7 separate regions of the Mus musculus genome follow, and all the other regions are linked to region 2. The links are chromatin loops, found by intact Hi-C in ENCODE. Cell type or tissue: left cerebral cortex. All regions are shown on one strand. Region 1 has its middle 35 kb from the start of Gm35593. Region 2 holds the start of Gm3134 (predicted gene 3134). Region 3 has its middle 85 kb from the start of Gm35542. Region 4 has its middle 120 kb from the start of Gm24212. Region 5 has its middle 44 kb from the start of Gm35593. Region 6 has its middle 52 kb from the start of Gm35542. Region 7 has its middle 91 kb from the start of Gm35542.

Region 1 (4,000 bases), 350 kb before region 2:
ATCATGTATCTGTGGTACAGCAGGACGGGACATGCTGGTTTGAAGCATGACATTGCAGGCAGGAGGAACCTTCTCCAGGGAAAGTTCTCCTGCCATGAACATCTCAGAAGCACAGGGCTGCTTTGGGCTAGAGATTTTATTAAGTTAGAAACAAAGAGTTGTATGTTCATAACTTACCATGCATCTTTCTGTCCTTGGCGTTCTGGCTTTTGGAAAGTTTTGTTTCTCTCCTTGGTGAATTTATCTTGACTTTTCTGATGGTGGTGGGTTGGAGGCTGAATTCTTTCCTCCTGTTGGGAACTTGGAATAGATTCAGGATCTATCGCACAATGTCAGATGCATTCTTTTGTATGTGACTTAAAAGAGTTGGATGTCTTCTGTACATGTGTAATTGTGTATTGAATTTTGCTTTTTATATGAAACGTTGCTTCAGAAATACTATTCTTGCTCTGATGTTTTAAAGGCCCAACAATACTCTGTTTCTTTCACTAATGCCGGTCCCCATCCTCTGGTGCATTCTTTACTGGATGCTAACCTCTGTTTCCCAAGTCTAGGCTCAAAACCAAAGTGTAGTCCACTGACACTGACTGTGTGACTTGGCCACTGTCAATGCTCCCGGAGCCTCGTTTCCGCATGTAGAGGTTGGTGCTGGTTACACATTGCAGCTCCTTTGTAGTCATTTGGAGAAAATGTACAAAGTGTAGGTGCGTACTGGGTAAACAGCACAGTAACTGACCTCGCAGAATCCTTACCAACTTAGCGGTTATGAGCACAGGTTTCGGAGCTGGACTGCCAGGTTCAAATCCCAGCTTTCTCTTGGGCAAGTTAAAAGAGCTGCCTGGGCCTCACTGCTTAAATGTAAATGAGAGCCATAACTGCTCTGCCCTATGGTCTGTCTTGAGGACTAAATGAGCTGATACGTGCTCAGAGCCATGTGTAATACACAGCAAGCAATCAACAACGCATTAGCTAGTAAGATTATAGGAAGCCAGTGAGAGAGAGAGAGAGAGAGAGAGAGAGAGAGAGAGAGAGAGAGGAAGAGAGAGAGGAAGAGAGAGAGAGAGAGAGAGAGAGAGAGATTGAGAGAGAGAGAGAGTTCCCCAGCTACAAAGTTGCCACTTCCCAAATGGCCTGCTTCCAATAAGGTGAACTTGGAAGTGAACTTGGAAGTCCTCCGCTGTGCTAACATTCACACTCTTTCTCCCACAAGGGCATCTAAGATAGGGTGGTGGGAAGCAGAATGAGGAGAAATCCCAGGAGCTGTGATGAAAGGAGCCACAAACACCACCGCCATCCATCTAGGCCTTCACTATATAACCAATGACCTCAGCATCCTCCTGATACAGCCAAGCATTCTGCTATTTGCAAGTGGGAATATTGGCTGATAGACTCTACCCAACTGTGACCTCTTCGTTTTCCCTGTTGACCTTTTACTTTTGCAGGAAAGTGAATACCTTTTCCTATCCCCACCTCTCCAACAACCAACTCCCTCCCACTCCCCTAGTCCCTCGCCCATAGGCACCTTTGACCCAGAAAAAAAAAAAAAAAAACAACAACTTCCCCAAGCCCCATGACCTTAGTGGTAGGACTAGACATTGAAACTGCACTGTTTATCTCTGAGCCCTTGGGCAACGTGTTTCCCACTATTTTTAAGCATCCTGGCCCCTTCCCCTCCCCGCTTTAACTCCCTATTCAGCTCCTTGGTCAGCTCAGCTATTTCAGTTTGGGTTGAGTGGTCTAGACAGGAACCAAAACATGCACAGTCTGCATTCGGGTGCCCTCTAGGCATCACCATTTTCCAAACGGTACAGGGCAGAGGAGACTGGTTCATGAAGGAGTTTTAACTCATCAGGGTGAGCCGTCTCCAGCACCAGTCACAAAGCCCAGGTCACAATACTGTTTCATAAATGTAGTCAGTACGCACTGCTAGAATTATCATCTCTAGACATTAAGTTCCTTGGCTTTCTTTTGTCTCCCCCCAACCCCACCCAAGAGAACATTCTGGAACCATGGACAGTTATTTTTGGAGCAAATTAGAAAAGCTGATTTGGGTGGGCTTTTCCACTCTTGACAAACTTTTTAGAGATTTATTTTTATTAATGTGTGTGTGAGTGTGTGTATGTTTGTGTGTGTGCATGTGTGTATCTATGAAGAGAGGGGGAACAAATCATGTATGCATTCAGAAGCTCAAAGAGGCCAGAAGAGGGTGTCTGATCCCCTGGAGTGGGGGGAATAGGTGGTTGTGAGCCTCCTGACATAGATGCTGGGAATAAAACCCTGGTCCCCTAAAAGAGTAGCCAGTGTTCTTAACCACTGGGCCATCTCTCCAGCCCTTTTGTGTGGCTTTTGACATACATCACTCTAGCTGTTGGGTGTGATTGTGAAAAATTCACAATCACAGAGTCTCAGGGGGCACAGAGCATATATACTTATTCCGTTCACATTTGGTAAGTACACCTCTTGAGCAGACAAGGTCAAGTGTAAGAATATGGCCAAAGAGCTTCCTGATGTGAAAACCTATCAGGACCTGCTAGAGGAGCAAGTGGAACTTTCAAACTGAATAGATTGGTGTTGGCTTCTCAACATGGCTGTGGGGTTTTCAGGGGGATGTATTTGGTCCCTCAGTACTTTTAGGTCTAGCATATATGCCTGCTGCAATCTGGGGCTCCTCATACCCTCTTTAAAAAATTCCTACTAATGTATTGAGTGACCTAGAGAATTGAAAAGACAACCATTCAGAGCCTTTCCCCTTCCATAAGCTAGCCACATAATAATAATCTCTCTGCAAATACTTCAGAAGGAAGAGGAAGGGAGGGAGTCTAGATGGGCTCCCCTTAGCCTCAGGAGAAAGAAAAAAATGGGTTTGACCATTATCACCGTGGAAGCCAAAATAAACCAAGAAGTCTAGAAGTGATGTAAGGCACCTTCAAGGGGATGAATACCTTGGTACCTACAGTTTTCAAACTTCAGAAGTTCAGACTAAGTATTCCACCCTCCTGCTTTGCATTTTCAGCCCAGCCTACCCTGCAAACTACTTCCCCAACCTTCTCTAACACTGTGGTCCAGCCAGAGTCAACCTGACCTTCCAAATGCACCAGGCCATTTCTGGCTCTAGCCATCACACAGTCCTTTCCCACCGACCTGACTCCCATCCTACATCCCTCCCTTCTCCATCTGCTAACACCATTTCCTCCAAAGCTCAGCTCAGACCTACACAGTTTGGGAAACCTTGCCTCACCCAGCTACAACTCCCTCACCTCAGCAAATCTTTTGTTTCTTCCTGCATGTACCATGGCTCCTGACTGACACTCCACAGTCTATCCCTATGTCAGTCATGGGGATATACATTTGTAGAGCGAATAAACAAGAGTATCTGTGAGCTTGTTGACAAGAGTCCTGTTCATCTGTTTCCTCTCAGCATCATGCCCTGGGCCACTGAACAAATGCACGGTGTGATTCTTTCTATCTGGGACCACCCTATACCCTGCCTACATCTATCTGAACTTTTTTCTTTTGGGAGTAACAAACATTGAATTCATTGATACCTACTAATCTGGTCACAAAGGTGGTATGTATATGCTCACGGATTCTACAAAGATCAATTGTGCAAAGTGGGGGGATTCCATGGAGGTACCCAGCTGAAGGATCAATCATAACTGTCACCCGAGACTTGAATACTATGTAAAAGACCCACGGTCCATCCTTGGATTCTCCACTCTCTGCAGCCTCATTCACAGCCCACATATCCCAGCTTTTACGTCTCCTGGCTCTCCCTTCTTGATGACACTGCTGGTTTCTCTTGGTTTCAGACTAGGAAGTTCTAGGGAAGGGTTCTGATGGTCTCAGCTATTCCCATCAACCCAAGGCCAGGCCAGTGCATCTCTGAAAAGAGAGATGAGATCGGAAGCAGGTCATGACAGTGTCCTCTGTCACTGATTCTGCGATCGGTCCTATGTTTCAGACACTGTGATTGAGCCACCTGGGAAAAAGAACAAAAGGC
Region 2 (4,000 bases):
CGTATTATGGAGTCCCATCCTTCGGGACCCGTTCTGGTAAGGGTCATTAGACACTTTCTTGGGTCCCGGGTATTAGCCCGCCAGACCCCTGGAGCCAGCCGAGCAATGAAGGCAGGGTTCCGAAAGGACTGAATGAGTAGGGAAAAGTTTGTGTGCGGGAACTGTGGCCTAGAATGGGAGAGACCCGCGCAGGGAACTGGGGTCACTGAGGGAAGACCCCCTCCGACCCCAGCTTGACCTGAACTGTTCTAGGGCAGAGTTTCCGAGCTCCCAGGCCAGAGGCTACGCTCGGTTCCGGGGTCACCGGACTTTGTGCCTGACTCTCCGCTGCGTCGGTTGGAGAGTGACCAGACCCGAGGCTCGGCGGCCCCGGCTGCCCTTCGGGAATCCTCGATCCCGGGCGTGGAGGAAGGAGCTGCACCCCAGCAGAGCTCGGAAGCGTGACCTGAGATCCGCACCTCTGGCCACTACGCTCTGCGGGCGCTGGAGCCCCACATCGCAGGCTCCGTCCCCAGAGGCCTGGCTCTGAGCGGCTCTGGGTGCGGGTACGCGCAGGCAGAGCCAGAGCGACAAGGGATCGACAGCTTACTTCCTCCTCGCTGTTGGGAGAGGGCAATCCTGGCGTGAGACACCTGGACATTTTTTCAGGCGATCTGAGAGCCATTAAGGCAACTGTTTTGCCCAGCACCTTTGGAAGCTCGAAGCCTCACCAGTGTGATTCTCTGAGTCCTCTGGAAGGATCCCTTGAAACACACCCAGTTTCCCACCCCAAAAGAACCGGTTTGAGGGTAAAACCAGATGAAATTAGCCAAGGCCGCAGCAACCACTCGGACTATTTTTGTGGGGTTTCTCAGCTAGTTTCTTAGGCTTTCTGCCGCCCCCACAACAATCTTTCCTAAAGTGAGGCCTTTGCACCGGGATGCTGTTAAAACTTAACAATTTGCATACGGGGGTGGGGGTGGGAGAAAAACAACCTGGGGAAAGAGAGGTGTTTTTTGGTTTTTGTTTTTTAAATTTATACTGGTTGTTTGTATTTTCCACGCAAAGAATTTCAAAACTAACAACCACCACCTCGAGCTTGGGAAGAAAAGACCCTTGCTAGTTCTTCGCTTTGAGTCTAGAGCTGGAATTTTTAATAGTTAAGGCTTCTCATAAAGCGATAGCATTAAAGGAGTTCACTGCCTCTTACTATTATTATTTATTAGTACAATTTTTTTTTTAGTTTATTTGAGCTGTGAGGTAAGTTAATTAAGGAACTGAATCAAGTTTCCTTTCTTTCTTTTCCTTCTTTTTTTTCACTTAATTTCTCCTTTTTTCTTCCTAAAAGCTGGTTCATTGTGATTAAAGCAGTGATTATCCCGAACACCCTAGGAAACACCCCTCCCAGGCCAGCTCCTTACTCCCTCCTTTTCTTCAGTAGTAATAGTTTTAGGTTATGACTGTTTTTACATGGCTGAACAATAAGTTTGGGAGAAGTTGACTAGAGGGCAGGTTTTGTAATAGGGTTACAGGATTTAGTGTGCTGTAATAGTACTCTACACAAGCAGCCCTCCCCAGCAGCTGACAGTCAGGAGGGCCCGCCATACCCCGAATCTTTTCATTTGGGAATAGTTGTGAGAGACATACAGAGGAAAGTGCATGACACAGCTCACGTTTGCTTTTAAAAGTCGACTCTTCTGCAACGAGTCCAGCCATCTCCATCCATTTCCCTACCCAGAACAGAACATGTGCCTGAGGAGCCGCTGCTGTTGGGCGTTTGGTGGGTTTTTTTGTTTTTGTTTTTGTTTTTGTTTTTGTTTTTTTTTACTTTGGAAGGCAACCCCTTACTCAGATGCCAGCTTTACACTTTCTCTTGTCTCAAGAGGGTCTTACTACACACAGCATATGAAATATCAGGCATTACCAAAGTAGATCTTGTTTAGACCCTTCTCCCTCCCGTGTTGTCCCCCAGACTGTCTGACTTCTACACAGAGGAAAACCTTAGAAAAGTTTTCAGAGCCACAGTGGCCCTGAAGCAGCCACTCTAATTCTATGTTCTGTGGCCCCATCCTGTAGTATGTGTCGTGTTTGAGTTTTACAAAGAAAGCTACGCCTTGCTAAGCACCAGTCCCAACACCACCATTCAATTTAAAAAAAAATGATTATTTAGTTGATCTTAGAAGTTAATCTTAGAACCTTGATAGTTTATTCTACTTGAGTATTCCTATAAGGTATTTTTCTGTTCCTTATGAAAACTGGGATTGTGGTGAGTAGGGTTCATCTCTTAAAAGATATTCAACAAGTCTCCAGTTACTTGTAGAGAGATAAGTAGCCTTGGAAGAATTATTTACCATGATGGATAAATCCTGGAAAAGGGAATGTGCAAATCTAATGATTTAATTTGTGGTTACTTTTCTTTGAGTTTGGATTTCCAGGTGCGTGCCTGTGTGTGTGTGTGTGTGTGTATCTGTGTGTGTGTGTCTGTGTGTGTGTGTCTGTGTGTGTGTCTGTGTGTGTGTTGAGTTTTTTGGTTGGGTTGGTTCACTCCATTTGGTGGTGATGGTTTCAAGATTCCTGCAGCTTCTAACAGGCCCCATTCCGACTCCATTCGTTTAACAATTTTGCTGCTCAGCTTTTTAAAGGAAAGGATAATGTTGGAAGAAACTTAGAACATCGGGAATTACAGAGAAAGCATTGACTCTCCTAAGGAATACCTGAAAACCCCTTCTTACTCATATTAATAAAGAAATTCTATTATTTACCAAAGTAATTTACTCATTGTAAGCAGCTTAATGGCCACACATTGATTTCTGGGCCCAAAAGGTTAGAGAAAACTATAATGAATTCTCTTATAAAACAAAAACAAACAAATAAACAAAAAAAAAAAACAAGAAAAGAACCCTGACACCTGCAAGATAAGGCAGTTGGAAAGAATTCATGTTTCATCAAGCCTATTTTTAAGTTTGGCATAATAGAAGATTCTAGATGAGAAAATGTGAACTGTTTTTTGGTCTTGTTTTGTTTTGTTGCGATTTGCTTCAGGCTGCAAATACTTTCTAAATGTTAAAAAACAAGCACCCGGGAAAGCCTGCTGAGGCAGGAGATAAACTGGGAAGGTAGCTTTTCGGCATTGAGCAATTGTTGGTGTATTTTACATCCAATTTCTGCTATGGCTCAGGGCACAAGTACCAAATTATAGGGTGCTGTTTGGGAAACCGTTTCTTTTCTCTAAGGTTGGAGACTTCTAGTTGTCTTTTTACCAACAATATCCTTCAGAAGGCAAAAGCCCACATTTTTCTGGTAGCGAATCTGGAGGGCGATGGGAGGAGGGAATTCAGGCAGGTTCCGGGTTTCAAAACTTAGCCAAGCTCACTCAGTGTGAAGTAACCAGAAAAAAATCGAAATTCTTCTGCAGCTTAAATGTGTTTTTTTCCAACACAGTCCCTAGTGCAGAAAACCTGTGTTCTAAAATATTCTTTGAGGAGAGAAAGATAATATTAACCTGAGGCTTGACACTCCTCCCCCAAGAAGGAAAAAAAGTTGGTGTGCCAGGCTTTAGAAAACCTGGACGTGTAGAGCTGTTTTAACCTTTGCCAGCCTCCTCCCATGCAGAGGTGACAAGGTCCAGATCATAATGTGTCCTTCAGTGTCTTCCCGGTGACCCCCAATTTGAGTCTTGCTAGTCACTTAGCAGGAACTTGGTAGTTTATTTTAGTTTCTCCTTATCAGCTTGGCTTCTTTTCCTAACCTTATTCCCCCGCCACCCCCAGATGCCAGACCCCCAAAGGGGAAGATTGACAGGTAGTTCCCACGGCTCAGCTTCACCCTCCAACAACAGGGATTTAGTTTCTTGTGACTTTGCCAATGTTTGTGTAGTCAGTGTTTAGATCTCGCCTTAAGGAGTCTCTCTTTTACGCGTCACTGGAATAGGAAAGCCACAGAGTAGTTTGTGAACAAACCCTTGCTGTTGGATCCCCATCTAGTGTTCACTTTAATTCATCCATAGGGAAGACATTTTCCC
Region 3 (4,000 bases), 270 kb before region 2:
TAAAAATGGAGGCCAATATGTGTCCATGGATCAGCAACAATAGTTACTTGGCACATTGATGTCTCAAGCCCTCCTACAATCACAGCAGACATCACTAGTAGATTGTGACAGTGTTTCTCAAATCAGTCAGAATTAGGTTAGGGGAGGAAACTCTTAGATGAAACTAACAAATCCACATGGAGGACACCTTAAGGATCTCCACACAGCAAGATGGCCGCTCTGCCCTCCCTGCCAGTCATTACCTCCACCCACCACTCCTGACCCATCCGCTATTGCAGTGGGGCAGGCTTGTTTCTCCGTCTGTGGGAAAAAGGGGCACGCGGTAAACAATGTGCAAAGTTCACACGAGTGTGGCCACCCCAGGCCTGCAGGCTTCTTCCTCTCTTGTGTTCAACCCAGGAAGAAGTTGACTTCTGACTCCATCTACATACATGGCCTCCACTCTCACCCCACCCGTCTACACTGCTCAAAACCGTGTTTTGATGGAGATGAAGGGACGTTTCCTCTTCTCAGCTGTACGTCACTTTTAGTAGACTCAGACTTTTCTGGAAAAAGTGAAGAAAAGCCATCCTCAAAGGAATACAACTAAAACCAAAAGAATTCTCTGGAAGGAGCTGTACCCCCGATTTTATCTGTGGTTTTGTTATAGTTATTGTTATTGGTGTTTGTTTTTATTTTTTATTTTGTTGTTGTTATTGTTGTTGCTTTTGTTTTTCTTTTTCCTTTCTGTCTTTCCTTTGCTCCTGCCCTTTGGATCATGGAAAGAATGTGGTTATCAAAGGTCAAGGAAAATCTATACTGTACATACATCCTTCAGTAGTTCCCTCCTGCCCACAAAATAGCCCAGATAGTTTTCTGTTTAAAGCACAATTTGGTTTGGCTATGAACCCCTCCTGTAGCCTGCAGGTGCTGAGCCTTCCCCGACTGTTACCCACCCTTGGTTAGTCTATGTGAATTTCATACCTCTGAGCCTTTGTAGGAGACTGTCTCGCTTGCTTGACTTCTATCTGCCTGCCTGGTTAAGTTCTCCATCAAGGCCTAGTTCAGATGTCAACCTTGTGTGTGGCTGATTCATACATCCATCTCTTCCCTTAGGATAATTTACTTGTAAAGCAGAAAGGTTCCAAGCCTGGAGCAAGATTCCTGACCTTGTAACACTGGCTGGGTATCCACAGGCATCTCATTGAACTTCCTGGTGCCTTGGTGCTGAGATGCAGACAATCAGGATAGTAGGAGCTGGGTGTGGCAGGAATCTCGTGTAATATCAGGCAGTGGTAGAAGGATGGAAGAGTTCAGGGCCAGCCTAGGCTACATAGTCAGTCTCTTTCTCACTACAAATATAAAGCAGGTAACAGAAACTAAGGAGGAGTTAGCCAATATGCTTGGAATGGCCAAGAGCACTGATAAAGGGCAGCTCTTGTGTTCTGTAGTGGCTTTCCGCTTCTGTCTGGAAATACTGCACCCCAGCATCCAAGACAAGGTCCTTTGTGTGTTCATCCTCATACTATGTCCTTACTCTGAACCTGAGTGGACATAGGAAACCAGACAAGTTTACTGTGCAGCTTGATCATGGAGAGTAAGAAGACAGAAGTAAGAAAATGGAAGAAGCAAAGAAAGAGGGGACATTTTAATATTGAAATGTACATTGTTTTATCATAGGTAGGAGGGAGGGAGAGGGGAGGGAGGGACGGAGAAAAAGAGAAGGGAGGAAGGGAGAAGGATGAGAGAGAGGAAGGGAGAGAAGAAGGAAGGAGGGAGAAAATGAGGAGAGGAGAAGGGGGACAGAGGAACAGAGAGTGAGCATGTTCGCCAACATATATACATAAATGTATTATCTAAAATTAGAAATACTATTTCTTCCACACAACCCCTATCCACAGCCATTCATTCAGAGAAACTTCAGAGGTTTTCTCTTAGTAGAAGGGGACACTCATCTTGCTTGCCACCTCCTGGTCAGGGCATGCGCCTCACAGAATCATGAACCTGAAGGAAGTGCTTGCCACAGCCTACACTCTGACCACGAAGAATCCACATGTCCTGATATGATCCTGTAGGAGAAAGGCTGGGACGTAATAGGCCAGCAGATGGCAGATGTCCTTTTGTGGGAGTGTCCCCCAAAAAACGCGTCCTAAAACGAGACTGTCTGGGTTTGAGTCCCAGCCACAGCACCCAGCCTCTGGGTGACCTTCTGTACTGGGTCACCTTGCTTTTACAATAGGGACAATGTAGTAGCCACAGCCTCACGGGCTTGTTATGCACCTGACACAAAGCACGCACTTCCTAATGCCATTTCTGTCACGTGAGGCTTTCTGGTTGGTGAAGCCAGGGGGGAAGGAAAAGCATTTTCTGGAGAAAGGGAAGGAGACCTCACGCTGCAGAAGTGGGGGAGCCCGCTCTCTCCTCCTTGTGTTTGGATTGGCTTTCGAAACCATGCAACACTTCGTTAACCTCAGTGGGAACACTGTGCAGAAATGTCACTCCCAGGATTTGACATCTCCTTATTCTTCCTGCTACTGTTTGCTCCTTTGTTGCTTTGAAAATATGAATTAATGATGAATACTAATGAGCCCGTGACAAGACGAACTTCTATCTAGATTCCATGAACACGGGAACATCAGCCCTGGTGACATTTCTACAGAGGGGAAAGGGTACTCTTCTCCCGAACTTCCAAATTCTATCTGCCCAAACTCTTCTTCCCCCTTTCTTCCTACCCTTCTTCCTCTTTAATCCTGCTGCAAAGATTCATGAAAACCTCATGAACCTGGCTTTGAACTTGTTTGTAAGATGGTGTCTGCCATTTTTAAAAAGAAAACCCCAGTTGTTTTTTATGAAGATCTTTATGGGTTCCTCTTTCTCACCCTGAACTCACTTGGTTTCTCATTTATTGTTTCTGGTACTGTTTCATGTAGCCTGGGGATCTGTGACATGTCCAACCAGAGGGGACCTGAGACAACGAGAATGAGCACACAGTGACTTCCTAAGCAACGGCAACTCTCCCTCCTCTTTCAATAAAGCAAAACAAACAAAAAGCCCAGCAATATTTGCCTACTGTTGGCATCCAAGAGAACTTTTCTGGCATGGTCCGCAAGACTACCTCAGTAAAGTGGTAGCACTAAGTGTGTGCGGGAGGGGGAGGAGAAAGCCTAATGTGGTACCTAACTGGGAGAGAGAGGCAAGAGGCTTAAGAGTTATAGGCCAAACTGGGTTATACAAACCTTGTCTCAAAAGCAAGCAAACAAACAAGAGCCAAGAAAAAAATTAAAACTAGAGTATGCAGAGCTCTAGAAAGAACTGAGGTAGAAAGTATAAACAAAGGCTGCTTTCTCCTCCACACCAGAATTTAGCTGCAGGTTCTCAGGATGCTCAACAAGTAACATGAGGAACTATGTCAAGAGACAAACAGGTCCTTGACTTTGGGTTTCCTCTCCCATGGGCTGTACTCCGCTGGGAGACCTGCCCATGAGAAGAAATTCCCTAAGGAAAGGCACATGGCAAGAGTCCCCTAAGTCATCACCAATAAGACCCACATGCCAACAATCTCCACAGAGAAACTCCGAATCTAAAAGTATGGAGTGCAAACCCTAACTAGCTTGTGACCATGTGGCTATCGCTTCCAGGACTCCGTTTGCTTGGATGTCAAATGGGGATACATGAATGGTCGTGGAGAGGACATAACTGGGAAACTGTAAGAGCCAAGGGAGGCTTAATATAGTTGGGGAGGGAGGGAGTGGTGTGAGTCCTGTTCTTCATACTCAAAAGCCAACCTACACACTGACTTTTCTCCTATTGATTATAGGTGGAAGCAGTGTCCCCGCAGCTCTGTGAAGAAATGTAGCTTTGCTCTGGAAACTCTTCACTGGGACTGAGACACTTTGTGCCCACTGAAGTGGCTGAGACACTTCTTTGACTAGTATCAGCCTATCAAGTGCAAACAAGTCACCCAGTTTGTCACTCCTACAGCTTTCCAACCTTATCTCCATCAAGCCATAGGTCACAGTCT
Region 4 (4,000 bases), 750 kb before region 2:
CGCGTACACACCCACCACTAACACAAATTTGTACTCAGCAGGATGTAAGGCTTGTCGAGTCAAAGGTCAACAAGAAGTGCAGAGCACCAGGACTTGAAAGTATCTCATCACTGATTCGGTTTCCAAATTCAGGGTTTGTCACACTCTGTGAGTTTTAAGGAGGGGTGGAAGCCCTCACCTAGTGAGGTGAGAGGGCACTTGAGACAGACAGACAGACAGACAGACTGGTCAGTTCAGGCTGAGCTGTGCTCTAACAAGTGAGCCAAGTTCTTTCCGGCTTACTGAACAGCAAAAATGTTTTTTTTTTCCTGCTCATATGACATAGCTGTCCTGGAACGGCTTTGTTTTTGCTCTACAGCTTCTTCATTTTGGAATCTGCCGAACAAGAGGCTCTTGTCTGGAACATGCTGGGTCCTTTGGCAAGAAAAGGAAATACTGGTGGACCATAGCTTTCAAAGCTCTTGCTTGGCAATGTCACCCACTGTTTCTGCCTACGCTTGTTGGTCAAAACCAAGACAGGCATTCAGATTTGTATCAGTGCACTATGAAAGCATTTTTTTTCCTCCAAGAAATAGAAAAAATATTTTAATTAATGATGTCACATTTATCTTGGGGTTCAGCAGTCCCCTACCCCCAGCTTCACTCAGTGCAGCCCCATAAGAGACTGTTTTACCTGTTGGAACTTGGCACCACTCTTGGTTTGGTGCAGTTGTGGCAAAGGTTATCAATTATTCGCTGAAGTCTGTTCTGCACCTATATCTACATATGGCCCTGGGTGTAACCCCTACCAACTGTTTTCATCACTTTCTGGCCATGACTTTGAAGTAGCATGCATGAGCTTTCTCCACTGTACACAGCAAAGTGTGGAGAGTATAAGAATCCAGACAATGACCGTTCAGACTGGAGCGAGCCATTTAGGTCTGGTCTAGTTAACCTGTAAACAATAATGACTCCATAAAGTCCGTGATGGGATCTCAGTTATTGGCTCCTTGCTGATGGCATTGCAAATTATTATAAAAGTGTATCCCAGAGTGCTTGCTATAGCAACAGTAACAATAATCATATTCATAATTTTTAGTTCTTAACACTGTACTGGGACAGGGGCTGACAAGATGGCTCAGTGGGTAGAGGGTCTTGCTGCCAAGCTTTTCAACCTGAGGTTGAGTGCCAGGACCTATGCTAGTGGGAGAAGAGAACTGACTCACAAACATTGTCCTCTCACCTCCACTCATGAGCCGTGGCACCCTGAACCCACCAAGAACACAGATAAAACGAAGCAAATGCCACCCTACACCCTCACCATAATTAATAGAGTATTGGTTTGTAAATTATAGATGCCGGGATCTGGTTGCCTTTGCTACTTGGTAACTGTGGGTTCCTGATCTTTGGCTCATGAGGACAGAGGTTTCAGACTATCTGTTCCATTGCTTTTGGTCTGAGGCGAGGGAGACACTGTGAAAATGGCTGGGTGTCAGATAAGGAGACTGCTGAACTCTGAACAGCCAGGGAGCAGAGAGGAACAGGAAGGGATCAGGGGCAAGATGGCCTTCAAAGACATCAAAGCTCGATGGCTAGTGCCGATCGGCTTTCTCTGAAGACGTCAGAAGCTCCACAAGCCAGTTGCCTCTCCGTGATGGCTCACCAGCGCACAAGCCTTTAACACAGGAGCCTTCAGGGAGAAACTTCACAATTAAACCTTACCAGCTTCCATCTCAGCATGTGATGGATGAGTCTGCATGTCACCCGCAAGCCATCATCACACTTCACACCTCTGTGCTGCTGTGTACTCAATAACTTTTCCTTAATGCAACTAAAGTTCTGCATATTTTTTATTGGCACTTCAAATCATCCCCTTTTATCCAAGAAGTGTTGGGATGCATAGATTCTTAAATGTCCCCGTCTACCTTCGACATTCTGGAATATGACATTCTTATAGCTCTAAAGGAAATAATCTGAACGATCACCTAAGTTCCTCTGGGCACAGTCTCCTCAACAGAGTCTTTGAACACTGGACAAGCCAGAAGCTTTGGTCCCAATGGTACTTTATTGGCTGTAGTTGATTCTTAGGTAAACTCTTAGAAAATTGTTGCCAACTGTGCCGCAGTGACTACACCTCCCATGGATCTCATCTGGGTCCCTGCTTCCTTGTTATTTATATTTACAACTTCTAATGTTCTATTTACCTTTGTGGCACCATACAAGTCTGAATGTCTTATACCACATGCTCACTCGGGACTGAAAAAGAAAACGAAGGCACGGTTTTTGAATTGCCCACTAGAGGGCAGCAGAGTAATGGGAATTGGGATAGTCCCTGGCTTGGTTGTAGACGTGTTGACATGTGATTTGGCAATTGAATAATTTTTGATACTGTCCTGACACATAAACACCTAGAAGCAGGTTTTCAAAGGTTATTTGCACTCTAAAAGAGGAATTAAGAAAACGAACTTGCATGCCAACAGTCATTTTCAATATTCTACAAAGAATTGCGGCCTCATTATGAGATTGCTTACAGAGAATACTCAGCTATGTTAAACCTGACTGGCAAACACGCGTTCAAAATAAATTAGACTGAATGGACCTGAGAAAATAGATCCAATGACTAATGAAACTTTCTTCTGAGGCTTGGGGGCCAGCCAACTTGCCCAAAAGAAGAAACTGGGTTTTATGAGATTTTGTTTACCCCCCAGCCCCCCAGTCTCCCAGACCTTGGGATCCCCAGACTCAGGGAATGATCAGGGTAAAACCACTGCCCACATGATCTCTGGTTGAAGGTAACTTTTGTGGCAATTTACTTTTAAGCTATTCCCTTATACTGGCCATGAAAAGTCAGCAGAAGATCCAAGTTTATTCCGTTGACATCCTCGAACCCTGAGAAATAGCCCATTTGTATTATCACGCTTTGATGTATTTCCCGTTTGTGGAACTTCTTTGGTGAGTTGGCATTTTAATTTAATTATACTTTTTACTAATGGTCTTTATTTTTCAGTGTCTGAGTGTAAAACGCCCGTAGGTTTGATTATCTGCCCCCTCTTCCTGGTGCAGAGGCACCGTGCAAATTTATAAACTGATAAAATGCAGTGTAAAACTCAGGGAGGTGAGGTTAGGAATCTGTATAGAAATTCTGTTTGAAAGATGAGGCATCTCTTCGCTTGCAGGGTGTACACCCCCTACACATAGCTCAGTATCTGGACTGGGTGTCCCTAATAAGAATGGCAACACAGTTGAAGCTCAGAGAGCATCAAGGACCATAAAGCGCTCAGGTGCTCAGTGGGTCTCTTCTGAGCCTCTGTATACACAAAATCATAGTCACCACCGTATTTATTTGTTCTTCTTCAATGCCCTCCCTGCACTGAGGAGCAAACCAGACTCTAGAGATTGCTAGGCAAGGCAAGCCCTCTACCACTGAGCCACCACCCCCCCTCCAAGCAAAAGTAGCTTTTTCTTGGCATGAGTTTTAGTTGTGTTTCTTGCTTTAGAATAGACTTTGAGTGTTGTAGGGAGCTGATTCTCTGAGAACATTGTCAGCGTCTGCCCCAAAGGCTCTCCCAGGACCTCAGAGCTGAGTTGCTGTGCTTTTCACAGCAAAGGGGGGGGGGCACTGAATGGCTATCCCCAGAGACACAGCTGTACACACCCATAGTCGCATTTCATGCAAGTGTGCTCCCTCTTCTCCTGATCCTAAGACATCGCTGACAGGGAGACACACAATTGATTCAATAACAGCCTTTTAAGAAGAAAGAAGGGCGAGGGGGGCGGGGATTGAAGAAAACTTCTAGGTAAAACAATCCAGTTTCAGAAGACTGGAAGGCAAAAAGCAGAGTCTCGTTTTAAAATCTTGGGAATCTAGTCTACAAGATTTTTTTTTTAGAGATGTATTTAAGTTCAATCCAGCTTCTGAGACATGTTCTAGCTTAAAGCTCAGAATCTATAACCTAAGTTATAAGTCAAGTTCACAAGTCCCGATCCTTCCTGCTCATGTTTAGGGATGGGGGCATGATAG
Region 5 (4,000 bases), 340 kb before region 2:
TGCACAAACGGAAGGCACATACGCTACCCGCTCACACTTTACAGCCCAGCCCCGCCCAGCCCAGCGCAGACAGACTTCACTATCTGGATGGCACCCACCCATAGTTGCCACTTTTCTGGCTCATTCAGTCTCCTTCTCCTCCCTCTTTTGTCTGTATCTTCCTTTTCCTCTTCCTCTCTACCTCTATGTCCCCTTTACTACAGTGAAGTCTTAGAACCCCACCAAGCCACCCAAAAGGCTTATTCTGTTTTCCTGCCCAGTCATGGACAGGGATGCTGGGACCGGCTCCTTTACTAACTTGATGAGAAACGGTTTGACTTGACTTTCCGCTGAAATCCCCATCTCTTGCCTGGCCTGGTGCTTCCCTGGTTGAGCCAGTTCTGGGAGCTCGGCTGCCCTCCTCCACTGCAGGCTTACATGGCACAGCAGCCAAGCAGTCACCAGAGAAGGAAACACCCTGGTTAGATTATAGATTCAGTTACTTGGGTGCCTAAGTGAATTTCAACTTCAGATACCTGGCAAATACGTTTTAATCCAAGCCCAGGATGAAGCACATGTCTCTTTTTCTGGAGTTTTCAGACTCTAAAGAGAGCAGTGGCTTTGTATATCTTATAAGGGGAAGTGCTGAGCAGAATTTCCACGTGCCAGGCTGCTCAACAAGGCAAGGGAGTTCTTTGAGGGAGGTTCCATGTGGGCCAAGAAGGTAGAGAGACAGAGACCATCACGGGCTGTTACTTAACCAAACATAACATCCAGTATTGGGACTAACTCACAGGTACCCGTCAAGGTAGAGTTTACATCATTCCCATTTTACAGATGAGGCAACTGAGGCAGAACTTACAACATACAGCATATAGCAACTATAGACTATGAAACAGAGATTCAGGCCACACAGTCTGATTCTAGATCCTGGGCTTACAGCAAAACGTGACCCCAGACCAGCATAGGGACAGTTTAATTTTACAACGACACTGAAAATGAAATATCAGCATCTTTGTCACCTGACCCAGAGCCTCTGTGTACACACATTAGAGGATCCCAGGGCTGGGATCGGTGAGTAAGGATATGCCTGCACCCAAGAGGACATTGGAACAACGTACCCATCCAGGGTTTTCCTTGCCCCAACTCTGCACAGACAGGGGCAGAGAGCAAGGAAAAGCACTGAGAACACAGGCCCAGATGAAGTACACTGATGAAAAGAAAGAAGAAGGGAGGGAGGAAGGGAGGGAGGGAGGGAGGGAGGGAGGGAGGGAGAGAGAGAGAGAGAGAGAGAGAGAGAGAGAGAGAGAGGAGAGAGAGGAGAGGTAAAAACACATTTTCTGATTTAAAGACCACCCAGGTGTGTGCTGGCCTGTCCACATTTTAGGGTCTTAGCCTCTTACTTCTAGTAAGAAAAGAAACAGATGTGGTCCCCATTCATTCAGAATGGAGGCAGAGGGGAGGGGTGGGGCTGGATGGTGGGTGATCACCAAGCTGTCTTTGACCCAGACAGTCTGCCTTCAAAGACAGGGACATTAACTTCCCCCTTCCTTCAAGCCTTTGGCTGTCACCTGCCCACTCAAAGTCCAAAACTTAGTAGGCAACTGACGTGTGCACGTTCCATGGAGGAGGAATTAAATAACGCACAGAGAGCCTTGGTGGTGTAGGCAGGAGTGGAACGCTGCCCTGGCCCGGAGATTCTGAAGATGAGTCTCACTGCATTAGAATCATCAGGGGGGGGGGGGGATGTGTGTGCTTCCCTCCCTCTCCAGGCCAGTTCTGAACAATTATCACCAACAGGGGGGTGGAGTAGGGGGATTGGGCTGTAGAAAGTCCTGTTCAACAAATCCTCCACTTTTGTCTTTCAGGGGGCTGCAGACCATGGTCCCTGCTTATTCAGCATTCCCCTCTCAAACCAGGCCTGGAAATCTCTGTGGTTTTGAGTCAATGATCAGACAGGAGAAGGGCACACTTCCTATAGGGGAGGAGGATTCGGCAGGGCTCTGGGCTTTGATGCTGTTTCTATTACATCCTGAATACATGAAAGAATATGGGAGGGAGAGGAAGAAATATAAAAGGGCAAAGGAAGAAAATGTTATTTTTCTTAAAAAAAAAAAAGTTGAAGTGGGGCGGGGAAGTGTCTGATTTGAAATATCCCTAGTAACAACCACACGTATCTCTGGGAGACAAAAGCTGGTTACAAACTGATTTAAGGCAGCTCCTTTGGGGCCTCATCTTCCCAGGAAATAATGGCAGAGAGGCAGGCGTGTTTAGGAGAGTGATGTTCAAATAGCAACGTCCGTGAAGCTGGGGTTAATTACAGGAAGGACTTTCCAGGGTAATTGCCCAAAAACAACACAGGGAGCCAAACTTAGCTCCACAGGCTCCAAAGTCAGCTCTGTGCCACTTCAGAAGGATCCCAGACAGTGGTCCAGCTCTAGGGGCTGGGGAGAGTCCCCAGGAGGGTCCTCCAGAGAGGCATGGTGCACCTTGAAGGGGTAGTACACCACGCAGTCCTCCTCGGGACCTCAGGACCGAGCATGGCTCTACTCGAGTACAACCTCTCAACATTTACCTATGAACAGATCACAAACGACTTGCTGCTAGCCACACACTGTTGAGAAATTGAGTTTGGTCCCCAAGAAAGACAGAGTGCTCTCCAAACCATCAGCTAAAGTGAAGCCTGACTGTGGAGGAGCCAGGTGGGTGTTTCTAAACAGTTTCTTCAGGGTGTAGGTTTCACCCATATCCTCTTGAGTGCTTTGTGTCTAGACCACGCCCCCTTTGAGAGGGTAAAGCATGCATTATGACCATATGGCAAGTACCACTTCAGATAATTAAGCCCAGAGACCCACCACATTCTGTGAGGTGGGGGAAGGGCTGGCAACTGGGATAGGACACCTGAGCTAGGGGGAGCTGGCAAGCACTTAGAAATGTCCATAAAGTAAGCCCTCCATCCATTAAGGACCATCCAGATGCCTGTACCCTGCAACATTCCTACCTCAGGTGAACTCATAAAATGTCAGAGGATGGGGTTAGAGAGATAGCTCAGTGGTTAACACCATTTGCTACTATTTGAAGGCGAATGGAGATCTGTTCCCCCCCCCCGGGGGGGTTCAGTTCCTAATATGCACGGCCCACAGCTCCCAAACTCCCATAACTACTACCGCAGGAGACCCAGCGCCCTCTTCTGGCCTCTGAGGGTACTCACATATGTGTGCCATAGGCACACACATAGACACACATCCACAAAAGTAAAATTAAAATCTTTCAATGTGTGTGTGTGTGTGTGTGTGTGTGTGTGTGTGTGTGTGTGTGTGCATACCTATAATCTGTGCCTTTGAGATACAAAGGTTGGAGGACAGGAAGTTTGAGCCAGTTTGAGATTTACAGAGAGACCTTGTCTCTGAAAACAAATGACACTTTCAGAGAATACTGGGAGATGGAACCCTTTCTGTTCTTCCTGGAAGGACCAGGGTGGAAAGTTTTCTCCAGGCCTCTGCAGGAATCTTTCAATGGCTGTCAAGGTAGATTGAAGCAGATTAGGTTGCCCATCCCAGGGACCCTGGATGGTCCCTGGGCCACAGGGGTAACCCTGGGGATGCCTGCTGGTTATTCGTGATGGGCACAAAATGCACAGGAATGACTAGATGCTAGTTTCGGCTCCCAACCTCTCAGGCCAACCTCAGTTTGCCCACTTAGGAAGCAAACAAGTAAAACAGTTAACAATTCCCTGTGACCCCGGTCCTCACACCTGATTCTCTGACACTAGGGTGCTCCTCCAAGTGCTTACCAGAACTTGAGAACAGGGACTATGTCTCTGAGCACCTTTTCCTCTCAATAATACCTTCTACCATAGTGAGAACATAATAAATAAATATTTTGAATGGATTCGTTCATGCACGATTGAACAACCTTTATGGCTCTTTCTTCGTGTGTTTATAATAAAAGATTTGGGGGTGGGTACTGGAGAAATACCTCTTTTTCTTTCAATCCTATAGCCTTGCTTCCAAAGATGAAC
Region 6 (4,000 bases), 230 kb before region 2:
CCTAAACAACCCTAGTGACCTATTCACCCAACCAGTCCTCCTAAATATCCAAAGTGTGACCAAATAGCCAAAGTTTCCAGAACTTTGTGAAAGAGCAAGGCCAGCTGGGTACCATGTGTTCAAAACACGAATCTGTGCAGATCATTTTAACCTAAAGTAGTAACAATCTCATTTCCAGAAACAGAATTTGGATCCATTCTGTCACTAGGGAGTTTGAAAACTCGAGGGGTGGGGGAGTGTGGCGTAATTTGAAGGCAGGACCACTGTGTTAGCCTGACTTAATCTGAACCACTAAAGATGTGTCTCCTCTTTCAGAGGAGAAGGGACCAAAATATTTAAAGAAATGATGAGTTTCCTGTTAGGGAGGTAGGTTGTGATAGCTGCTGAGGGCATTATGGTTCTGAGTCAGGAGATTGCAGTGAGGGTGGGCAGGACAGGAGGGGAGTGGGTGGGATGAGCCCCCACACACTCACACGGACACCATCATTGTCACCGCCACCTTCCCAGCTCTGAAATTTCATGGTACACACACACACACACACACACACACACACACACACACACACACACACACACACACACACACACTGTACCCAGTAGCATTTAAAAAGGTTGACTCGCAGTGAGGTCGCGGATCAGCTGGAAAGTGCAACCAAATCTCCGGTCTCTGAGAACGTGCGGCTCCGCGACGGGTCCACGGGACCTCTCTGTACTATTATGGTCACTTGTAGTCAGTTCATCAGTATTTCAAAAGATAGTTTCCAATAAATTAATCCTTCAGTGTTGAACTGCAGTTTAGTCGCAGACGCAGCCTGAGGGCGGTCCCTTCCTGCTGGTGGGGACGAAATCCTCCCCGAGTGCAGGGACAGAAACAGCCCTTCCGACCGCGTACACACAAGCACGAAAGAAGGCCAGTGGGTCGCACCGAAAATCGCGCCTCGGCTGCTCTCTGAGGCTTAGGAGTTCCTCGAAGGGCGACGCCAGCACCTCGTCCAGCATCAATTAGCAATCTGTGAACTAATAATGAAAACCAAAAGCCAATTCTCAGCGAAAGAAGGTGCTGGCCGTGGCCCGCAGTGACTCTTTGTAGGTGTTGAACGTGTGTGTGTGTGTGTGTGTGTGTGTGTGTGTGTGTGTGTGTGTGTGTGTGTGTGTGTGTGTGTGTGTGTGTGTATTTTTAGATAAGGACTTATTCTGCATGTGGTAATTAGGGCCCCAAGGGGTTGCGATTTTTTTCCCCGTTCTCCCCCACGGGTTAGCTAAGTGGCAGGAGGAGGCAGCTCAAATTCCCACACATCTGGGGTACACAGATACAGCCTCTAATTTCCTGTCGGCGCCACTGGTTTCTTTCGAATTACTTGCTAAGTAAATGATTGTTATAAAACGATGAAGATTCGGTCAATCAAATTAACCCCTTTTGTCCATTACCTCCCTCCCCCAGCACAGTGGTCCCCTTCATTTGCCTAAACTCCTGGCTCGGGACAATGAGTTCCATCTCCCAGGCCCCAGCTATGCTCAAACTGGCCCAGTGTAACCTGAGCGAGAACCCAAGGCCCCCAATTGTTTTGCTAATCAAGATTATTGGCCCATTGAGATGTGAAGGCGCAGCCTGGCTGACAAAAATTGTCAGTTTCCCATGAAATAGTTCTCTCAGTTTAGCCTGGGTGCGGGCAACTATTAGCATATAAATGAAGATTCTCCCTCCTCGGCCCTTCCTCCTCCCTGTCCGTTCCCCCATCCCAAAGGGATGCGAAGAAAATATAAACACACCCCACCCCCAGCTCCCAACCCCCGAGGAGCTTAATCCCGCCAGCGTTTCTCCCGGGTCTGGAAATTTGTGGGCACCAGGCTCAAAGACTGCCTCTGGGAGAGACTCATTTGAACAAAGCTACTTTTAAAGCCATGGCTGCCAGGGCCTAGTCCCCTGCTGACTGTAAGAGCCACTAGCTGTGCTGGGAGGGCACAAATGGCCCAGTGAATGCCAGGGCGAATCTCCAACACAACCTTGGGGACGGTGGCAAAGCCAAGCATGGCTCAGGGGTCAGCCACCCAGACCACTAGCTGGCTGGACCTCCAAAACCGTCCCTGGCCTGCTTTTCTTACTCTGGTTTAAGGGCTGAGGGTCGGTTGGGCATGGCCTTGGTAACCTTGTCTGTTTTCTACCGGACTGTCAGGACAGCCTGACACACAGCTGAGCTAACTGAACACAGAGAAAGTCCCCTCTTCTTGTCTTCTGGTGTAAACTTAGAGCCACAAGGAAGAAAGGGAATATTTTATGTTTAAATGTCATGTATAATGATATATCTTTATTAGCTGAGTGATATTGGCATAAGCAAATCGCCAAAGACACAATGAAAACATTTTTGCATGTATGACCAAGATAAAACCGTATGTGGGTTTAGACACTTGGAGCTGACTTCACTTCCCATGAACTTGGCTTTCTTGGCTCCTAGGTTCCAGAAGCTCCCACCACGCCCCTTAAATTAACACTTCCCCATCCCTCTGCCTCCTGCTACCTGATAGGAAAGGACATCTAATTGCAAAGTGTTCCTAGGAGGCCCACAAGGAAGAATCAAGTCCCTGAAGTGGTCCTGGCCCGTGTGTCCACCCATCCAATGCAATCCTCTCCAACAAAACCACTGTGGACACGTGGGGCTTTGAAGTCCCGGAGCCTGGATCTCAGTGTTGGCCAAACTCTTGACGCTTGGAATCAGAAATAGCTTTGTTTTTATTTGACATGAGTTTGGGATTTTCATGCTGAGAATATGGACTGAGAGATAACTAGGACTTTACCATTGGCTCTATAGATGTAATATATGATTTGATCATTAAAAGTTATAGAAGCAAGTGATAGGTGATTTCTCTGCCTATGAAATGAGCCAAATCAATACAGGCTAGGTTAGATAAAGGCAGGGGAATTGGGAAGCTGCTCTCCAGAGGGTTCACTGGCTCCAAGAGTGGAGGCCAGGGAAGTCACCACGGGGAAAGAGAAGCGGGGGAAGTGGAAACAGAAAGAAAGGGTGTGCACAAAGAGAGGAAGAAAGAGGGGGGGCAAGGGAGAGAGAGGAAGAGGAGTAAAAGGAGAGGGAGAGAGAGCAAAATATCTGGATTATATGGAAGAGCCTCTAGGGGAAGGGCAGCCTAGAACCTTGGCTGGAAAGTTTAAGGTTGGGTGTGGGGTGTGCAAGGTAGGGGACTGAGGGATGCTGGGAGAACCTGGAGGCCAAGTCTGCTTTGATATGTAAAATATGCACCTCAGTCCCTCTTCCCAGGGTGGAAAGCAAACAGCAGTTTCTTTCTCTGGGCTTTCATTTGTTCCTCTATAAACAAGAGAAACAAGTTAACTCTTTGAAGGTCGTGGAAAAAAAATTACAAGATTATGTTTTTGTAAAGTGCCCAGGTTGTCTGGCATACAGCAAGAGCAAGCCTTTTTGTCAAATCACAGGGGAGGAAAATTTAGCAAAACTTTTTATCCCTTGATTTAGTTTGTGGTTGCAGTTTATAAATAGCAAGACCGTCTTTATTTCTTGCTAATGATCTAAATTTTCTTTTAAGATAAATTTATTGTTCTGGTTTTGTTGTTTGTCCAGAAAGACCACACCAGGCCAAACAGTTCCAAGTGAGGTTTACTGAAGGAGAGACGGGCAAAGGTGGCTGTGAAAAGAGAAGGGGGAACAGAGAGACAGAGATCAAATAATCAAAGGGGTCTTCCTTTTATATGGATAGTGACATAGCCACAGGTAAAGGAAGGAGGTGAGCCAAGTGGATTCTGAGAATATGGTGGCTGTTGCCTTGGCAACAAGTGTGCGGGAGGCCCTATAGCCTAGGTGTGATGTCACTGGGTTCGGAGATCCTGATACCAACAGGTTTCATTTCTGTTGCTGTGAAAAAAAAATGTCTTAACCAAAAAACACTGCAAAGACCACAATGAAAGGTAAGAGGTTACAGGCCTGAGCTCTGTTTTCATCAAACTTTCCCTTCCTGTTTTTTCTTAATTTGT
Region 7 (4,000 bases), 270 kb before region 2:
TTTGTTCAAACAGTTGCCCTGTTTTTGTTTTTGTTTTTGTTTTCTTAAACAATAAATTTCAAAATCTATTGTTATAGAGTCATTGCTCATCAAAATTCTTTTTAAAAGTCAAAGCAATTTAAAAATTATAAAGAACTTCTCGGACGTGTCTAGATAAGTATGAGGCTGTGTTTTTATATAACCCTCAGACATCAGGAAGCTGCAAGGCCTGAGATAGGCTTGAGGTAAAGATTCTATCGGCTATGTCCACTAGCAAACATGGGATGGACTGCATCATATAGCATATCTGCTGAAGCAAGGGCAAAAGTGTGGAAATTACCTTCCAAGTGTGCAAACTATACGGCCAGGAAGCTACAAGTGTTGGAATCTTTATGTTGGAGCCAAAAAGTCTACTGATTGTGCTCATGAGTAAAGTACCATGTGATTCATTTTATACAGACAGCATTCCTTAGGCTGCACACACAGGCTTGTGGAAATGACCTGTTAGCTTCTTACAGCACCAGCTCTTTGAGACACAGCACGCGTTCTTCTCTCTGCTGAGGTTTAGAGACTACTGAAACTGCATAAAAGATGGTTAAATGCACGGATGGGCAGATGAGCCCGTGACTTCACCTACCCGTCCTCTCTTGAGAAGATAGGGTGATTCAAGGCCACTGAAGAGATTCTCTGGAAAGACTCTTGACATTGGTGGACATCATCCTCTGGGGGAAGATCATTCTAGAATATTCCCTAAATCTTTCATCAGAGCTAAAGTTGCACCACAATTTCATCTTGTTTCACAGAAGCTATGGTAGCTGTGGTAATGAACAACCATGGTCCTGGTTGTATTATGAAAGAGGATGAGACAGGAGGGTCACAAGTCCAGAAAACCCTAGGAAACAAAATAAAACCTTGTCTCAAAAAAAAATAGGCTAAATATGTAAAATAAAATTGTAATTCTCAAATATCCACAAGAAACCTGGGTATCTGTAGATTTCCCTCAAAAATGTAGAGATCAGTTTTTGAATGGATTTTAGTTTGGAATGTTAACATTCTGGGACTTCTGGAAACTTCCAAGGGGCTGGTGGTCTTCTAATCGCTGTTTCCCTGAGAGCCTTGGGAAGAGACCACACCTAACAGCAGAAAAAAAAAAAAACGGTCTGGTTTCCTTTAAACATTACCTCTCCCATCCCCATTCTCTATGCCACCCCCTCTCCCCACTCTGAGCTCCCCCCTCCAATACAGTTGGCGGCTGTGATCTGCTGCCTTTCAACATGGGATAAAATACATTACTTATGCAGAGAATGTTTTAATGTAACAAAGCAAAGGAATAAAAATGCCTTACAACAGTTTTATTAAAAACAAATTCCCACAGTAAATACATATACACTCTGGTTCTGGGAGCCAAACAACCAAGGACATCGCTGCTAAGTGCTCTGGGAAGTGCTTATAAATTACTTGAAATAAAAAACATTGTTGCCTGGACATCAGGGATGAAATGCTGCAGTTTGTAATAAATTAACAGAGAACTTTACTTCCCCTACTCGAACAAAGCAGCCATTTGTCTGAATAACCCACATTCAGCTGTGAGTTATATTTTCGCACTGCAACTGCATTCATTTGCAAATTATTCTGCAGTTTTAATGTTCAAGTTTTAAATACCTTGAGAACTGCTAAAGAAAGCAAAGTGGAGCAAACAGTTGGCTTGTAGTTGAAAAACTGCCCTTATTTCTGCTTGTCTTTTGGATTTTTCCCCCCTTTCCACATTTTTTTCCTGTTCTGTTAATATAAAGTTTCGTGAAAATACACTTTAAAAATAGAATGATACAATGTATTTGTGGGTATTAATCCGAGAAAGAAGTTTCCCTGGCAGGCTGATTTGAGTGATTTTAACCAGTACTCATTTTACATTTTTTAGACATTCTCTTCTATTAATACTTTAATTTAGTGACAGAATAATTTATAATCTATCTTTGAGGGTTTTCCCTATTGTTTATAACTTTTGTCTGCAAGTCTTAGATTCGGTTAGATTTTTTTCTTTCTCTCTCTCTTTCTCCTTCTACTTTGACCAGGAGAAAGAGAGAGAGAGGGAAAAAAATCTCAAAAGAAAAGTCACTTCACTTCCCTTGAATTATTTTGATTATGAAACAAAAACTCTGCAAGAAAACTCTTTTCACAACCTGTTCGGTACAAGAAAATGAACTGCTTCCCAGATCCCTGGAAGAAACTCTGATCGAAGCGTTTCCAGATTCAATCTGAGGTTTGAAGGTTATTTTCTGCGGGGGGGGGGGGGGGGTCCTGATGTCCTTGTGCCGATACTGGCTTTGGGCTTTGTTTGATTGTGTTGCGTTGTTTCAAACAAGGTCTTTCCTAGGCAACCCAGGGGATAAAAGTCTTGTCACCATTTCCAGGAAGAGATCTGAGGAGGGAAACTCTTCAGAGGCATGAAGCATGTTATTTTCTGAAAAGTGGCCCATAAAATATTTTTATAAAGTAGGAGTTGAAATCATTTAAAAAATCACTCTCTTTTATAAATCTGCTTAGAGAAAGCTCTTTTGATCCCTTCTTCCTTCTGATCCTCATCTTTTATTTTGCTTAGAGGTAAACATTTGCTTCATTTAAACAACAGCGCTTGCTATTGTGGGTCTTAAATCCTTCTCCAGCACCCTATGGCGATTCATCACGTGGGGGGAGACCAAGGGACTTTGCTTCCAAGACTTTTACCATCCCCAGAAATTGTTTGTTGGTTTTGCCTTGGTTCTTTTTTTTTAATCCCTCCCACCCTTACCCCCACTCTGTGCTGTGGGGGAGATTGTTTTTAGGACATTTCAAAGCCTTCTGTGACAAGGGAAGCAAAGTCCCTATACAGAGAATAAGAGATGCTAGATTACATGCCCTGCAAAATGGGAGATATTTCCAATTCCCTTTTAATTGAGATGTCTAAATACCCATTGCTTTAGAGAAGTCGATTTCCAAACAGTTTAAAATGAAGAATGCTGCATTTCAACGGATACCCTCCCTCTCTGGCCCTGGGGGAAGGGGACTGTCACCTGTGGAGCTGTGGGGAGAGGGGGACATTCACAATTTCAGATGTGTCAGGCACAGGAAGGGGCAGCTGCAGTATAGAGGTGGTCCTAGGATGTTTATGACAGCGTGGACTGTGGACAGGAGAAAACGGCTTCTCTGGTTAGCTGGGTCATGTGTACAAATGAGTACACCTCTTTTCTTTGTTTTGTTTTGTTTTGTTGTTTTGTTTTAAATGACTCGATAATGCCTGGTTGGTGCTATTTGATTCTCTGACCATCTAAGCCCGATTAAGAGCATTTTCTTAGGCCCTAAAGATGTCCTAGCTGGCCACCCATCTGGTGCTAGGCTCCCGTCCATGAAAATCCCCCAGCTTAGCCCTGAATATTCTTTCTAAAGACGGTTAAGTAAAAGGGCTGGCATTAGCATATGTTCCCCCCAAGTGTCCTGTTGAACTTTTTTGCTGGGCATTACCCTACCACGGGCTTTCTGGATGCTATCCAATGAGAGATTGGCTTGGAACTGTAAAATTAGCCATCTGCCTATTAAAAATGTAACCAGCTGCATCGGATGAAACACAGTGACTATTGAAATGAACTCATCCGGGAGAGAACTCTCGTCCCCTGCTTGGACATTTTTCCAATCTACTGCTGGACCGAGACACTCCAGCAAAGAGCCTTGCGACCTTGTTGAGAGGAAACCAGCCTGACTCTCACGAATGGAGAAGGCTTGTGAGTTTGTTTTGTTGCTAAAATCCTGGCATTTCTCAGGGCTGACTTGGACCTTTAAGTAGAGAATTCTCTGTTTTCCTCATACTTGCTTAAAGCACCTCTCTGTTCTAGGAATGTAAAATATAAAACTGGACAAACCCCAAAATGTCTTCTGTGTGTTCCGATACTCCATTCTTGGTCCTGGAGACTACTGATATACTTCAACTGCACACCTAACATAGTCTCTCTGCAGCACAAAATCGTTAAAACAGAGATATAGAAATGTA

What was found. A loop is a pair of places that touch in the nucleus more often than their neighbours do. Peaks named below come from ENCODE experiments on the same cell type or tissue, not always from the same donor. Only the 100,000 strongest peaks of a DNase experiment are listed, where the experiment ranks them.
Region 1: it touches region 2 in a loop (2.5-fold over the local background); 2 of 42 quality-filtered maps call a loop at or near these places.
Region 3: a loop joins it to region 2, with 4 times the contacts of the local background. A loop is called at or near these places in 7 of 42 quality-filtered maps.
Region 4: a loop joins it to region 2, with 3 times the contacts of the local background. A loop is called at or near these places in 6 of 42 quality-filtered maps.
Region 5: a loop joins it to region 2, with 2.0 times the contacts of the local background. A loop is called at or near these places in 2 of 42 quality-filtered maps.
Region 6: a loop joins it to region 2, with 3 times the contacts of the local background. A loop is called at or near these places in 2 of 42 quality-filtered maps.
Region 7: a loop joins it to region 2, with 2.9 times the contacts of the local background. A loop is called at or near these places in 7 of 42 quality-filtered maps.

What each region holds. Positions count from the first base shown.
Region 1 is chr8:89,390,623-89,394,622 of GRCm38, reverse strand. No RefSeq gene overlaps it. Among named protein-coding and RNA genes, the nearest start is that of Gm35593, 35 kb to the left of the region's middle. In left cerebral cortex, no CTCF peak of the experiment used is centred here; a DNase peak (open chromatin) is centred at 1,706; H3K27ac peaks cover 260 bases.
Region 2 is chr8:89,037,588-89,041,587 of GRCm38, reverse strand. All of the region lies in intron 1 of Sall1 (spalt like transcription factor 1), which reads left to right. It overlaps Gm3134 (predicted gene 3134), which reads right to left and starts at 345. Exons shown (of 3, transcript NR_166639.1): 1 at 1-345. In left cerebral cortex, a CTCF peak has its summit at 3,952; DNase peaks (open chromatin) are centred at 286, 700, 1,581, 3,273 and 1 more place; H3K4me3 peaks cover 3,207 bases; H3K27ac peaks cover 3,754 bases.
Region 3 is chr8:89,302,623-89,306,622 of GRCm38, reverse strand. No RefSeq gene overlaps it. Among named protein-coding and RNA genes, the nearest start is that of Gm35542, 85 kb to the right of the region's middle. In left cerebral cortex, a CTCF peak has its summit at 2,073 (motif pointing right); no DNase peak of the experiment used is centred here.
Region 4 is chr8:89,783,502-89,787,501 of GRCm38, reverse strand. No RefSeq gene overlaps it. Among named protein-coding and RNA genes, the nearest start is that of Gm24212, 120 kb to the right of the region's middle. In left cerebral cortex, a CTCF peak has its summit at 2,272 (motif pointing right); a DNase peak (open chromatin) is centred at 2,275; H3K4me3 peaks cover 225 bases.
Region 5 is chr8:89,381,578-89,385,577 of GRCm38, reverse strand. No RefSeq gene overlaps it. Among named protein-coding and RNA genes, the nearest start is that of Gm35593, 44 kb to the left of the region's middle. In left cerebral cortex, no CTCF peak of the experiment used is centred here; a DNase peak (open chromatin) is centred at 1,587.
Region 6 is chr8:89,269,430-89,273,429 of GRCm38, reverse strand. No RefSeq gene overlaps it. Among named protein-coding and RNA genes, the nearest start is that of Gm35542, 52 kb to the right of the region's middle. RefSeq lists an enhancer at 1-2,765. In left cerebral cortex, no CTCF peak of the experiment used is centred here; DNase peaks (open chromatin) are centred at 850, 1,215 and 1,906; H3K4me3 peaks cover 410 bases.
Region 7 is chr8:89,308,226-89,312,225 of GRCm38, reverse strand. No RefSeq gene overlaps it. Among named protein-coding and RNA genes, the nearest start is that of Gm35542, 91 kb to the right of the region's middle. In left cerebral cortex, no CTCF peak of the experiment used is centred here; DNase peaks (open chromatin) are centred at 1,579 and 3,519.